Regions from separate parts of the Homo sapiens genome. Here region 2 is linked to region 1. Evidence: chromatin contacts called from ENCODE Hi-C or POLR2A ChIA-PET data. All regions are on one chromosome and are shown on one strand. Each heading gives the region's core, a stretch centred on a gene start or an enhancer-like site at or near the end of the contact. The rest is flanking DNA. Distances are from core to core; before and after follow the strand shown.

Region 1 (6,134 bases), core at 2,325-4,824:
GATTTTTTTCTTCTCCAAGTTTAAATCTACTGTTGAGGCCCTCTACTGACTTTTTTAATGTCAGTTTTTATACTTTTCAGAATTTCCATTTGGCTCTTTTATTAAAAAAATTTTCTATCTATTGATATTCTCTCTTTAATGCAACATTGTTCTTATACCTTTATTTTCTTTTTGCTCATCACCAACCTGGGAGCTAGCCCAGGCTAGGCCAGGTGCATGTGTAATAACCAAGTGGAGTAATGTACACTCCCCAGATCTTGGTAGCTTAGCATGCAGTGTAATATTTGCAGGCACACAGTCTACTGCTGGTCCAGCTGAGGGTCCCAGGCTCTGTCCCCACATGGAAGCTCCTCGTGGTGGGGGCCTGGCCACTGCAGGCTGTGGCTCCTCCGCTCCTGCCTTTGGAGAGCCTCTTCCCATCACTGTGGGAGGAGACAGCTGGAGGGAGAGCTGCAGCTCCTCAGTGCTTTCTCCCAGAAGCCACACGTGCCTCTCCTTTCCATGGCCCCGTGGCCAGGGTTAGCAGCCAGCAGCATAGTCTGCAGAGGCTGGTGCGGAGGGACTCAGTCTCCATGTGCCTGAGGGAAGGAACTGGACACTTGGAACACTGTCTGCATCCACTGCACTGACACTGGGCATCACCGTGGTAGGCCCCCAAGTCTGGACACGGCCTTCCTGAATCCCCTCTTTCTATGTAATGATGAAGCCAGGCTATTCATGCTGAATTCTCCCTGCTCAGGACAGTGCCTCTCTCCTGGTGACTGCCAGCAGGGCAGAGGGTGGTGTCTGTTCTATTGTGGGGAAATACTTTTGCTTAGCATTGCAGTGGGAGTGGGTTTTTACGGCCTGGTGGGGCAGCTGGTGGGCGATCGTCCTAGAGATCTTATTGTAAAATCATCTTCACGCCAGCACGACCTCCCTGCTTAGCTTTGATGACTGCACAAGGGGCTTTCCTCACTTCCAGCATGTGCTGCTGTGAACCTGCCTGGTCCTCTGTGTGGCTGCCACCCTCAGTGGGGTTGGGGTCCTGGGTTGGGGCTGTGTGTCCAGCTCTGGGGAGGCTCCCAAAGCAGGGATGGACTCCCAGGCAAACAGCTTGCCCTGGCAAATTGGACAGTAAATGTGACCGGGTACTGGGTGTCCATCCTACTTCAGATGCCCCCGATCCAGGGCTGCTGACCAGGGAGGAACTGGACTATCAGGGAACAGACACAGTGGCAGGAGCCCCTCTGTCGGTTGCCACACCTTGCTGGCCCCACAATCCATGGAGCACCGAGCATCTGCTTGTCCCCTGGGCTCTGTCCCACCCAGGTCCTGAGCCTCTTTGTTCCTGGCTGCACACGGAAGGGCATTGCCAGGAAGCCCTGGGATGCCCGAGAGGTAGGTTTGTGTGCCATATGGAGGGGGCAGCAGTGTCAGGCCTGTCATGCGTCTGTCATACATGTGTGTTACTCATGGAGTCACAGAGCTGGGGAGGAGGGCCCTAGAGTTCTTCTTGTCTATCTGCCCCTTCTGCAGCTGAGGATACTGAGGCTCAGCACAGGGACGTGCACCTCAGAGTGACTCAGGTGAGAGGACGTTGATCCCGGGTACCAGGTATGTTGGTGGGCTCCAGGCATCACCAGCAGCACCTGCTCCTCAGATAAGGCCCCAGCCTGAGGGCAGAGTTGACCTCCCCCAGTCCCACCAGCACTTAGTGGGCCTCCTGCCAGCCCTTGTCACAATCTGCTCATCCAGTGGTCCTCCATAGAGTATGAGAAACAGAGCTTGGCTCGATGCCATCTTTCCTGGACCTCAGAGGACCCAGTGGTCCAGACTGGATATTGTGGGCTCCCAGGATAGCAGAGCCACCTCCCACCCTCTTCCAATTGACCCCAAGCTCTTGTTTCAATCCTTCAGGAGACAGGAAGCTCTCTGCCTGCAAGTCTTACAGTTCACGTGCTGGAAAACGCTGATTAAAACCTTCTACTCAGCTGCTGTCTGACACTCAGACCCCAGCCCACAGCCCCTCTTTGGATTGCCAGCACATAGTGCCTGGACCAGGGCAGGCTCTCGGAAATAGTGGTTGAATGATGCACCCAGAAAAACCATCATGGTCTGTGGTCATGCCCAGCCCTCAGCTCCCTGCAGTTCCTCAGCCTTCCTTCCTGGATGGGTGCCTGCAGGACGGGCCTTCAAGAAGGAGCCCACAGGTGCACACCTGCCACCTTGACTTGGAAGATGTTCCTGAAGTCGCCACCAGATGGAGCACCTGTTGGAGTCTGAAACGTCTCCCGCTCATCCCTATGCTTTGGGTCAACAGTGACTTTAGCATTGACTCAGTAAAGAAGAGGGTGGCCTGTTCCTGGGCCAAACAGGGATCCAAAGACTCACAGATTTCATTTTTTTCCAATAACCAAGTATCTCACACACAGAGACAAGTGCGGAAGGTAGATGTCACTCACCTGTGCCCACCACCAAGAACTAACCAGACTCGCAGTTCAGGGAGTACTCTGGCCACCCCTGTGCTATGAGGCTTCGAGGCTTTCCCAGGCGGTGGTGGGGTGACCTCCAAGTGCAGGTGCCCACAGCTGGGCAGTGTCCCCGTCCCCTTCTCTGGCTGTCTTGGGACACAGGGATCCAGCCTGAGGGAGCCTCGTGTGTTTCTCCACTTGCTTGGTGCGGGACCTGCGGATAAAACAAGGCTGAGCACCCGCCTCTGTGCCAGCTGCTGCTGCTCCTTTTGTTTTTGGTTGTTTTTGTTTGTTTGCTGTGGCTTGCCTGGCTGTTTAGGGAGACTATTGGCATTCGCTCCAGGAAATCCTCTCTGGGATGGAAGTACTTATTCACGCAGGCGGCTGGATCGAGGGAAGCACAGTTTCCAGCAACTCCGCTTGGTTATGATTAATGGAGATAAATCTGCCCAAGAGAAGCTAAATTTAGCCAAAAGTTGAGCCCCCTGCTTCCGCACTCCGCCCTCAGGCACCGGCAGAGTGTGTGTTGCTGTTGGCCAGAGCCCAGATAACATCAAGAGGTGGAAAACAATCCCCAGAAATCTGAAAAATGTAGAACAAGGAAAGAAAATGTTCAATCCATCAAAACAAACAGAGATACAATCTCACCCCCCTTGGTTTTTGTACCACTGGGTTTAGGGGAAAAGAAAACAAGAGACTGAATGAGAGAGATATGCATTAAAAACACAAAAAGATTGAAGACAGGAACAGAGTGCTCCCGCACAGGGTCACAGGGCTTGAGAGACCCCGGACCCTCAAGTGCAAGGCCCTGGTGGGGCAGGGCAGTGGGCAGGAGGGAGGCCGGGTTCCCCAGGGTCCACGCCAGGTGTCCCTCAGCCCTGGCTTCCCTCCCTCCATGCGTTGCGTGCTCACCTTTTTCTCTTCCCGACCCTGGCTGTTTCGATAATCTTCAGGCTTTGAGAGTGAATGCATTACTCCTGTCATTTATCCCACAAAGATGTACTGTGCTGGGCACAGGCAGGTCCTGGGCCTGCAAAGAGGAATAAGATGGTCCCTGATCCCCAGGACTCGAGATTGCTGGGAGGGCGGCCCAGATGGAGGTGGGAAAGCTGGAGGTGGCGTCTGGGCTGCCCTCTGGGTCTCCAAGCAGGTTCTGGGGTTGCAGGGCTCTGTGAGCTAGGGGAACCCTGCTGGCATGCTGCTTGTTAAGATCATGCTTCTGGTGGCTTCTGTGTCTGGTTGGAATGCTGGGGGGTGGGCACTGGGGAAGCATTAGAGCCCACGATTTGGGCCCTTCTTGTTTTGATTTCGGGTAGTACACCCTTAGGAAACACTTTGGGAGCCACAAGCACCCTACAGATGAAGTATTTTATTATTTTTAATAACTGATCATGAATTCAGGGACCATGAACCATCCGCCTGAAGAGTCAGTATTGCAGAAAGTTTGAAGCATTGAACTCACATTTCAGGAGTGCTGGGTCACTGTGATGGGCTCTGGGGAGTGACCGGTGAGTAGCAGAGGGGCACAGTGAGAGGTGACGAGTTCCTGAAGGTCCCTCTCCCCAGGGGCACTTGGGGCCTCTTGGTGGGTGCTCCAGTAGGGCCCTGGGGGGACACACTGATGTCCCCTTGCTGGTGGGGTGGAAATTGTCCCATCAGGGTGTGCAGGGCAGATGCATCCCTCTCTTAATAAATGGTGATGTGGCAAAGCTCCAGGGTGAGGCACTGAGGGGTGCTGACTTCTAGGAGGATTTGTGTTTGGAGAGTTCAGAGCTAGGCCTGAAAAAATCTGCTGTCACTCCAAGACATTGCACCTATGCCAGGAGTTGCGGCTCCCTGAGAGCTGGTGTCTGACCCAGCAGGTCACCTAACCCCCAGGGGACCACAGGTGAGGGGTGCAGGAGCAGCAGGGGCCCCCAGCTCATGGCCCCACTCCTGGAAATCAGTGCATGGGGTGGGGGGGTGGGGCTGCTCTTCTCTTGTGTTTATCACATCACAGCTGCCTTTAAAATAGAGGAAAATATCTCCTCCAAGCAGGAAGAGTAACTTTCCACTGATTGGCCGTTCTCTCTGCTCTCTCCCTTTGCACAAGCTCTGCCTGTGGGTTTCAATGAGTTCTCTGTTCCTGAACAAAAATGCAGCTCAGAGTGACCTTCCTTTCTCTTGTAGAAAGTTTCATCTTTTTACACATTTATGGTACGCAGAATTCTAAAGTGGCCCAAGGATTTCCACCCCCTGTTGTACCTGCCTTGGATTATTTCCTCCCCTGGGATGTGGCAGACCCTGTGTGATACATGACATGGCAGTGAAGATTTTTCACAAATGTAATTAAAGTCACTAATCAGCTGGCTTCGAGTTCACCAAGAGGGCAACTATTTGGGTGCTGATTGAAATCGCCTGAGCCCTTCACATCTGATTTGAGGGGTGAGAGACAGGGGAAAGGAGGGACTCAGGGTCAGAGACCTGTGCTCCTGCAGCCTGGAGGAAGCTGCGCTGTGGCCTGTAATAAAAGAAAAACTTCAGCCAAATTAAATTTAAAAGAGTTTAATTGAGCAATGAACAATTTGCGGATCGGGCAGCCCCCAGAATCACAGCAGATTCACAGACTCCCGCGCAGCCACATGGTGGAAGATTTATAGATAAAAAAAGGGAAATGACGTACAGAAATTTGTAGTGAGGTGCAGAACGGCTGGACTGGTTGTAGCTCGTTGTTTGCATTATTTGAACACAGTTTGAACACTCAGCAGTCTATGAAGTGTGGCCACTGGGATTGGCCAAGACTCAGCTATTGTTTCAGGCAGGCACATACTCCTAAATTAAGTTTTCAATCTTGTCTGACTTTTTTTTTTTTTTTTTTTTTTTTTTTGAGACGGAGTCTTGCTCTGTCGCCCAGGCTGGAGTGCAGTGCAGTGGCACGATCTTGGCTCACGGCAACCTTTGCCTCCCAGGTTCACGCCATTCTCCTGCCTCAGCCTCCCGAGTAGCTGGGACTACAGGCACCTGCCACCACGCCCGGCTAATTTTTGTATTTTTTAGTAGAGATGGGGTTTCACCATGTTAGGCAGGATGCTCTCCATCTTTTGACCTCGTGATCTGCCCATCTCGGCCTCCCAAAGTGCTGGGATTACAGGCCTGAGCCACTGCATCCAGCCTTTTGTCTGACTTTTAAGCCAGGTTACAGTTCATTCACAAGGACTCAAATATAGAAGTACGGAGTCCATCACAGGCCATATTTAGTTTGCTTTAACACCTGGCTAAGGAGACAATGAGCCGAGAAGCTGCAGGCAGCCTCCACAGATCAGAAGCAGCCCCAGCTGACAGCAAGCAAGAAACGGGACCTCAGTCAAACAGACGCAAGGCAACAAATGACCAACATCCCTAATGAGACGGACAGGGATTCTGCCCCAAACCTCCTCACAGAAGGCAGCCCTGCCACATCTTGATTTTGGCCTTGTGAGACCCTAAGCAGAGAGCCCAGCCATGTGGTGCAGAATTTCTGACCCATAACACTGTGAGCTAATGAGTGTTGATTAAGATGCTAAGCATGTGACCATTTATCACTCGGTAATGGGTAACTGTTACAAAAAGCAATGCAAATCTATGGCACCCAAATTAGAAAAATCAGACAGGAAAAAAAAAGAAAGAAAGTGAAAACCACTAGTAATGAACCATCTAGACATG
Region 2 (6,134 bases), core at 966-3,465, 47 kb before region 1:
GGTGGAGAAGCAGGGGCAGCGGAGGAGCAGGGGCAGTGGAGGAGCAGGGGCAGTGGAGGAGCAGGACTGGTGGAGGAGCAGGGGCAGTGGAGGAGCAGGGCTGGCTGAGGAGCAGGGGCAGTGGGAGAGCAGGGCCGGCGGAGGAGCAAGAGCAGTGGAGGAGCAGGGGCAGTGGAGGAGCAGGGCTGGTGGAGAAGCAGGGGCAGTGGAGGAGCAAGAGCAGTGGAGAAGCAGGGCTGGTGGAGAAGCAGGGCCGGCGGAGGAGCAAGAGCAGTGGAGGAGCAGGGGCAGTGGAGGAGCAGGGGTGGTGGAGAAGCAGGGGCGGTGGAGGAGCAAGAGCAGTGGAGGAGCAGGGCTGGTGGAGAAGCAGGGCCGGCGGAGGAGCAGGGCAGCTTGCTGGAGCAGCAAGGGCTGCCGCACTTCCCGGGCTTGTGAGGTGCACTAGCCTCCCACAAGAAGGAAAATCACCACTGATTAAATAACGTTGAGAGGTGAGGAAACACTGCCATGGCTTATTTTGCATTCCTTGCAAGAGCTCTTTTTGACTCATTTTTTCCTTTTTATGGAGGCTCAGGAGTGAGACCTGAGACCACAAGAGAAATGGCCTCGTGAGACCCTGGCCCCTCCTTCCCATTCTCAACCACCTTCGACAACTCAGTCATCGGTGTCTGCGTCTCTGCCCGGTACCGTCCTCCGTAACCCATGGGTGGCTGATGCAGCCATTGTCCCTGTCTCCAGGGCAGCAGCCAGGCCACCGGTTGGTGCCAAGCACGCACATCACTGCAGTGTCAGGGCAGCGTCTCGCCTGGGTGGCTGCATCCCGGCTTTGGAGACGCCGGGTGGCGATCTTGTTACGATCTCGTTAGCCAGATGCAGCGTTCTCTTCATTTTTAAAGAGCAGTGGGAAGGCACGGGAGGGGGTTCAAGCCTGCTTTGGTTCTTGTCTTCAGCTCACCGGGCGCCAGTGGGGAGCACTGGACAGAGACAGGAGTAGGTGCAGGAGGAAGAGTCGGGGGCTCCTGACCTCGGGAGTGGGATCCGGGTGGCCGCGGGGCGATGGGAGACAAAGCGTTTCGGAGTCAAGGCTGGGAGGATTCGCGGAGGATCCGCTGATGGGAGGAGTGGGGTGAAGGAGCAACCACACAGGCTCCGAGGTTGGGCCTGGGCTGCTTGGAACACGGATACCACCTGTTTGGAAGGGACGCTGCAGGGAACGCGGAAGGGTCTGACATCCTTGCACAGAGGGACCTGGAGCGGGATGTCCGGTGGTTGGCTGGGTGCCTCTGGAGCAGGTGAGGCAGGGCTTGGAGACAGCTTGGGAATCACAGGTGAGAGTGTCCCCCAGGGCCCTGGATGAGGTCACCTGTGGGGAGAGCATAGTTGGAAACGAGATGTCGCTGTCACAGCTCCAGGGTGGGAGACAGGAACTGCATTAAACCCAGCAGCGGCTCGCGGTGGGCCAGGGCCGAGGAGTCTGGCGTGGATTCGGGGGATTTCCTGCCATGAGGAACTGACTTCACAGAATAATAATCACAATAGAAGTAATTTTCAGATCGCAAGTGGTTTTCCTTTTTCCTCTTTGTGTTCTCTTTCCAGCTCTGTATTTCATCTTGTCTTTTGCCTTCTTTTCTTTAGTCATGATTCATGGAATTCATGTGCTCCTTTATTTCTTGGAAAACATGAAAGCAGTTGAGGTATACATTTTCTTCTGTTATGGAACAATTATGCCTTCAAAGTGGCATTGGTACCTGCCTTTTTTTTTCTGTTACATTTGTTTTCTTCTTTTGTTATTTTTTTTTTAAAGTCCTGGAATCTTTGTACAGACCTTCTGCTCCTTACTCGCGTTTGTGGTGGGGGCTGTGCTGGGGTCTGCTGTTTTCCCATGTGGGATGGGAGGGCCCTTCTTGACTTCAGTCGCTCTTTACCTGGGTACTGGTGTTTTGTGTCTTTGCTTTTAACTTTTAATTTGATGACTACACATGCACAAGAAATTGCAAACGCAGCATGCAGAAGTCCCCTGTGTCCTTGCCCAGCACCCCCACAGCCACCGTATTGGGGTACCAGGGACCTGACAGTGATGGGCCCACCAGCCTTGCCGAGTTTTTGCCAGCTTTCCTCACACTCATTTGTTGTTCCATGTGGTTTTATAGAATTTTGCCACCTGTGGCGGCTGCCACGCTGATGTCATCGTGTGAATCTCCCTCAGGCTGTCCCCAGTCGCCACCCAGGCTCCTCCCCTTGCCCCACCCCTAACCCTGGCAACCAGGAAGCTGTTCTGCAGCTCTGTGATTTTGTCATTTTGAGAATTTTGTATAAATGGAATTGTGCGGCATGTGACCTTTAGAGATTAACTTTTAAAATTCAGCCTAATGCCCTTGAGCCCCCTCCAGGCTGTGAGAGTGGCAATACAGTCATGCTTTGTGTAATGACGGGGATACATCCTGAGGACTGCACCGTTAGGTCGGTGAGTCAGCCAGTGGGTGGGGAGTGAACGTGAGGGCCTGGGACATGACTGTGCACTGCTGCAGACTTTATAGACATTGCACACTTAGGCTAAACTCAATTTATCGTTAAAAGTTTTCTTTCTTCAGTAAGCTAACCTTAGCTTACTCTAAGTCTTTTACTTCATACACTTTTTGATATTTTTTAACTTTCTGACTCTTTTATAATAACATTTACCTTAAAATACATGTTACAGCTCTATATTCTTTCTTCATATCCTTATTCTATAAGCTTTATTCTATTACTTTTTTAACTTTTAAAACTTTAAAAAAATACTAAGGCACAAATGCACACATTAGCCTAGGTCTACATACGGTCAGGATCATCCATGTCTGATAGGGTATAACTGTGTCCCCACCCAAGTCTCATCTTGAATTGTAGCTCCCATAATCCCCATGTGTTGTGGGAGGGACCTGGTGGGAGGCCGTTGAATCGTGGGGGTGGATCTTTCCCATGCTGTTCTTGTCACAGTGAATCAGTCTCATGGGATCTGGTGGTTTTATAAAGAGAAGCTCCCCTGCACACACTTTCTTGCCTGCCACCATGTAAGACGTGTCTTGCTTCCCCTTCGCTCTCCACCATGATTGTGAGGCCTCCCCAGCCATGTGGAACTGTGAGTCCATTAAACCTCTTTCCTTTATGAATTACCCGGTCTCGGGTACGTCTTTATTAGCAGCATGAGGACAGACTAATATGACGTCACTGTCTTCCACCTCCACCTCCTGTCCCACTGGAAGGTCTTCAGGAGCAGTAGCACACATGGAATTGTTCTCCCCTGTGGTAATGATGCCTTCTTCTGAATACCTCCTGAAGGACTTATCTGAGGCTGTTTTACAGGTATCTATTTTTTTTTATAAGTAGGAGGAGTACACTCCAAAATTATGATAAAAAGTATAGTGTACTAAAAATATAATCCAGAAATATCGTCAGTTATTTTCATCAGTATTATGTACTGTACATAATTGCATGTGCTAGACTTGTATATGACTGGCACACAGTAGGTTTGCTTACACCAGCCTCATCACAGACAAGCTATGACATATGCTGGCTACAGTGTCACTAGGGGATAGGATTTCTTCAGCTTCATTATAGTCTCATGGGACCACTGTAGCATATTTGGTCTGTTGTTGACTGAAGCATTGTATGCTAGTTTTTTCTGTTTATTGCTGAGCTCACATTACCAGTGTACCACAGTTTGTTTAACCATTCACCCATTGAAGGAAATTGACATCGTTTCCAGATTTTGACAATTATGAATAAAGCCGCTATGAACATTGATATACAAGTTTTTGTGTAGACAGAAAGTTTCATTCCTCTGGTGTAAATGCCCAGAAGTGTAATTGCTGGATCGTAGGGTAAGTGTATGTTTAATTTTTTATCAGAGACTCCAAAATGTTTCCCAGAGTGGGGTACCACCTTACATTCCCACCAATGATGTGTGAAGGACAATCTCTCAGCATCCTCGTCAGGCTTTGGTGTGGTCTCTATTTTTAATTTTAGTTGCTCTGAAAGATGTATAGTGATATTTCATTGTGGTCTTCATTTCTCTAGTGACTGGTGATGTTAACATGTTTTCATGTGCTAATCTGTATATCCTCTTTGTGAAATATCTGTTCATGTCTTTTGCACATTTTCTAACTGGACTGAGCTGATCATTGTTGAGATTTGAGACCTTCTTTATGTATTTCAGATTTTGTCCTCTGCCAGGTGATCTCCCACCTTGTAGCTTGTCTTTTCATTCTGTCACTAGGGCTTTTCACAGAGCAAAAACTTAAATTTGCGTGAGGTCCAATTTTATGTATATTTTTTAATTGATAATACTTTACGAGTCAAGTCTTAAGAATTCTTCACCTAACCCTAGATCTCAAAGATGACCTTCTCTGTTGTTTTCTGCAAGTTTAGTAGTTTTACACTTTACATTTAAGTCTGTGGTCCATTGTGAGTTAATTTTTGTACATAAAGGGAGACTTAGGTCGCAGTTCATTTCTTTTGCCAATGGATGTTCACTCACTTCAGCACCATTTATTTGTAGAAAGACTATCCCTTCCCCATTGAATTGCTTTTGCACCTTTGTCAAACATCAATTGGAAGTACTTGTATGGATCTGTTTCTAGGTTCTTTATTCTGTTCTCTTTTCTCTCTGTTTCTCTATAGTCTTGATTACCGTAATGATGGAGTAAAAATTAAAATCAGGTAGAGTGATTCCTCCCACATTTTTCTTCTTTTTCAAAATTTGTTTAAGCTAGTCTAGTTTATTTTCCTTTCCATATAAAATATAAGATATGCTTATTCACATCTGCACAGATTTCTGCTAGGATTTTAATAAGAACTACACTAAGACTATAGATGAATTTAGGGAGAATTGAGTTTTCCAATTCATGAATGTGGTATTTCTCTCCATCTATTTAGATCTTATTTTACTTATCTCATTAACATTTTGTAGTTTTCAACATACAGATCCTGCACATGGCATGTTTATTTATACATAGGTAATTTTTTGAGTTATTGTAAATACACTGCATTGTATTTTTAATTTCAGTTTCTATGGGCTCATTGCTATTATACAGAAATACAATAATTTTTACGTGTGTTGTTCTTGTATCCTGCAGCCTTGATGAACACGCATTAGTTCTAAGAATTTTAAAATAATTGAGGGGAGATAATTTCTATGTATACCATCATGTCATCTGCAAATAAGAAGAGTTTTTCTTTATTTTTTTCCAATCTCTATGCCATTTGTTTTCCTTTCTTGACTTACTACTCTAGTTAGGATTTTTGGTCCTACATTGAATAGGAGTGGTAATAGTAGACATCTCCAACTTCTTAATGATATTCAGGATCCGAGTCTTTTATCATTAAGTGTTATGTTAGCTGTGATTTCTTTTTTTTGGTAAATGTTCTTTATCGAGTTGAGGAAGTTCCTCTCTCTACCTGTTTGCCGAGAGGTTTTTTTTTAACATCATAAATCAGTGGGTTGACTTTTGTCAAGTACATTTTCTGCATCATCAATTGATATGATAATGTGAGTTTTTCTTCTTTACCTGTTTACCTGTTGATGGTGTATTATATTATTTTCAATGAACCCTACTTTGCATTCCTGCAATAAAACCCACTTGATTGTGGGGTATGATTCTTTTTTTAATGTGATGTTTGATTGAATTTGCTAGTGTTTTGCTGGGGATGTTTGTATCTAAGTTCATGAAGGATATTGATATTTTTCATTTTTGTGCTTCCTTTTTCAGGTTTTTATTAAGGTAATACCAGTCGCATAAAATGAAAAAGGATATGCTTTTTTCTCTTTTATTTTCTGGAAGAGACTGTGTATAATTGGCACTAATTACTCTTTGAATGTTTGGTAGAATTCTCCACTGATACCACCTGGGCATGGAGACTTTTAAAGAAGCTTTTAAATTAAAGATTAAATGCATTTTATATTGGATGAGCTGTAGTTTTCAAGTAATTGATCCATGTCATCTAAGTTGTGAAATTTATGTGTGCAGTAATGTTTGTAATATTTGCTCCTTTTAATGGCTGCAGGGTCTGTAGTAATATCACCTGTTTCATTTCCAGCATTGGTAATTTGTGTCTTCTCTCTTTTTCCTTTGTCTGTCTTGCTAGAGGTTTATTAATTT

The links. A loop is a pair of places that touch in the nucleus more often than their neighbours do. ChIA-PET counts read pairs that join two places held with the same protein, here RNA polymerase II (POLR2A). Pooled maps may share reads with other maps.
Region 2: a map of endothelial cell of umbilical vein shows a loop between it and region 1 (9-fold over the local background). The contact joins two enhancer-like sites. A Hi-C loop is called at or near these places in 2 of 168 maps with a recorded cell type or tissue (CD14-positive monocyte and endothelial cell of umbilical vein) and 2 of 50 pooled maps. POLR2A ChIA-PET finds 5 or more read pairs at or near these places in 4 of 52 experiments (A673, K562, WTC11 and 1 more).

The regions. Positions count from the first base shown.
Region 1 is chr2:239,878,556-239,884,689 of GRCh38, reverse strand. No RefSeq gene overlaps it. Among named protein-coding and RNA genes, the nearest start is that of MIR4786, 61 kb to the left of the region's middle. Within about 2 kb of position 3,574, at least 8 of the 41 ENCODE cell types and tissues checked have a DNase peak (open chromatin) inside an H3K27ac peak, as active enhancers do.
Region 2 is chr2:239,923,837-239,929,970 of GRCh38, reverse strand. It overlaps a transcript of NDUFA10 not described here. Among named protein-coding and RNA genes, the nearest start is that of MIR4786, 16 kb to the left of the region's middle. RefSeq lists a silencer at 846-1,067. Within about 2 kb of position 2,215, at least 3 of the 41 ENCODE cell types and tissues checked have a DNase peak (open chromatin) inside an H3K27ac peak, as active enhancers do.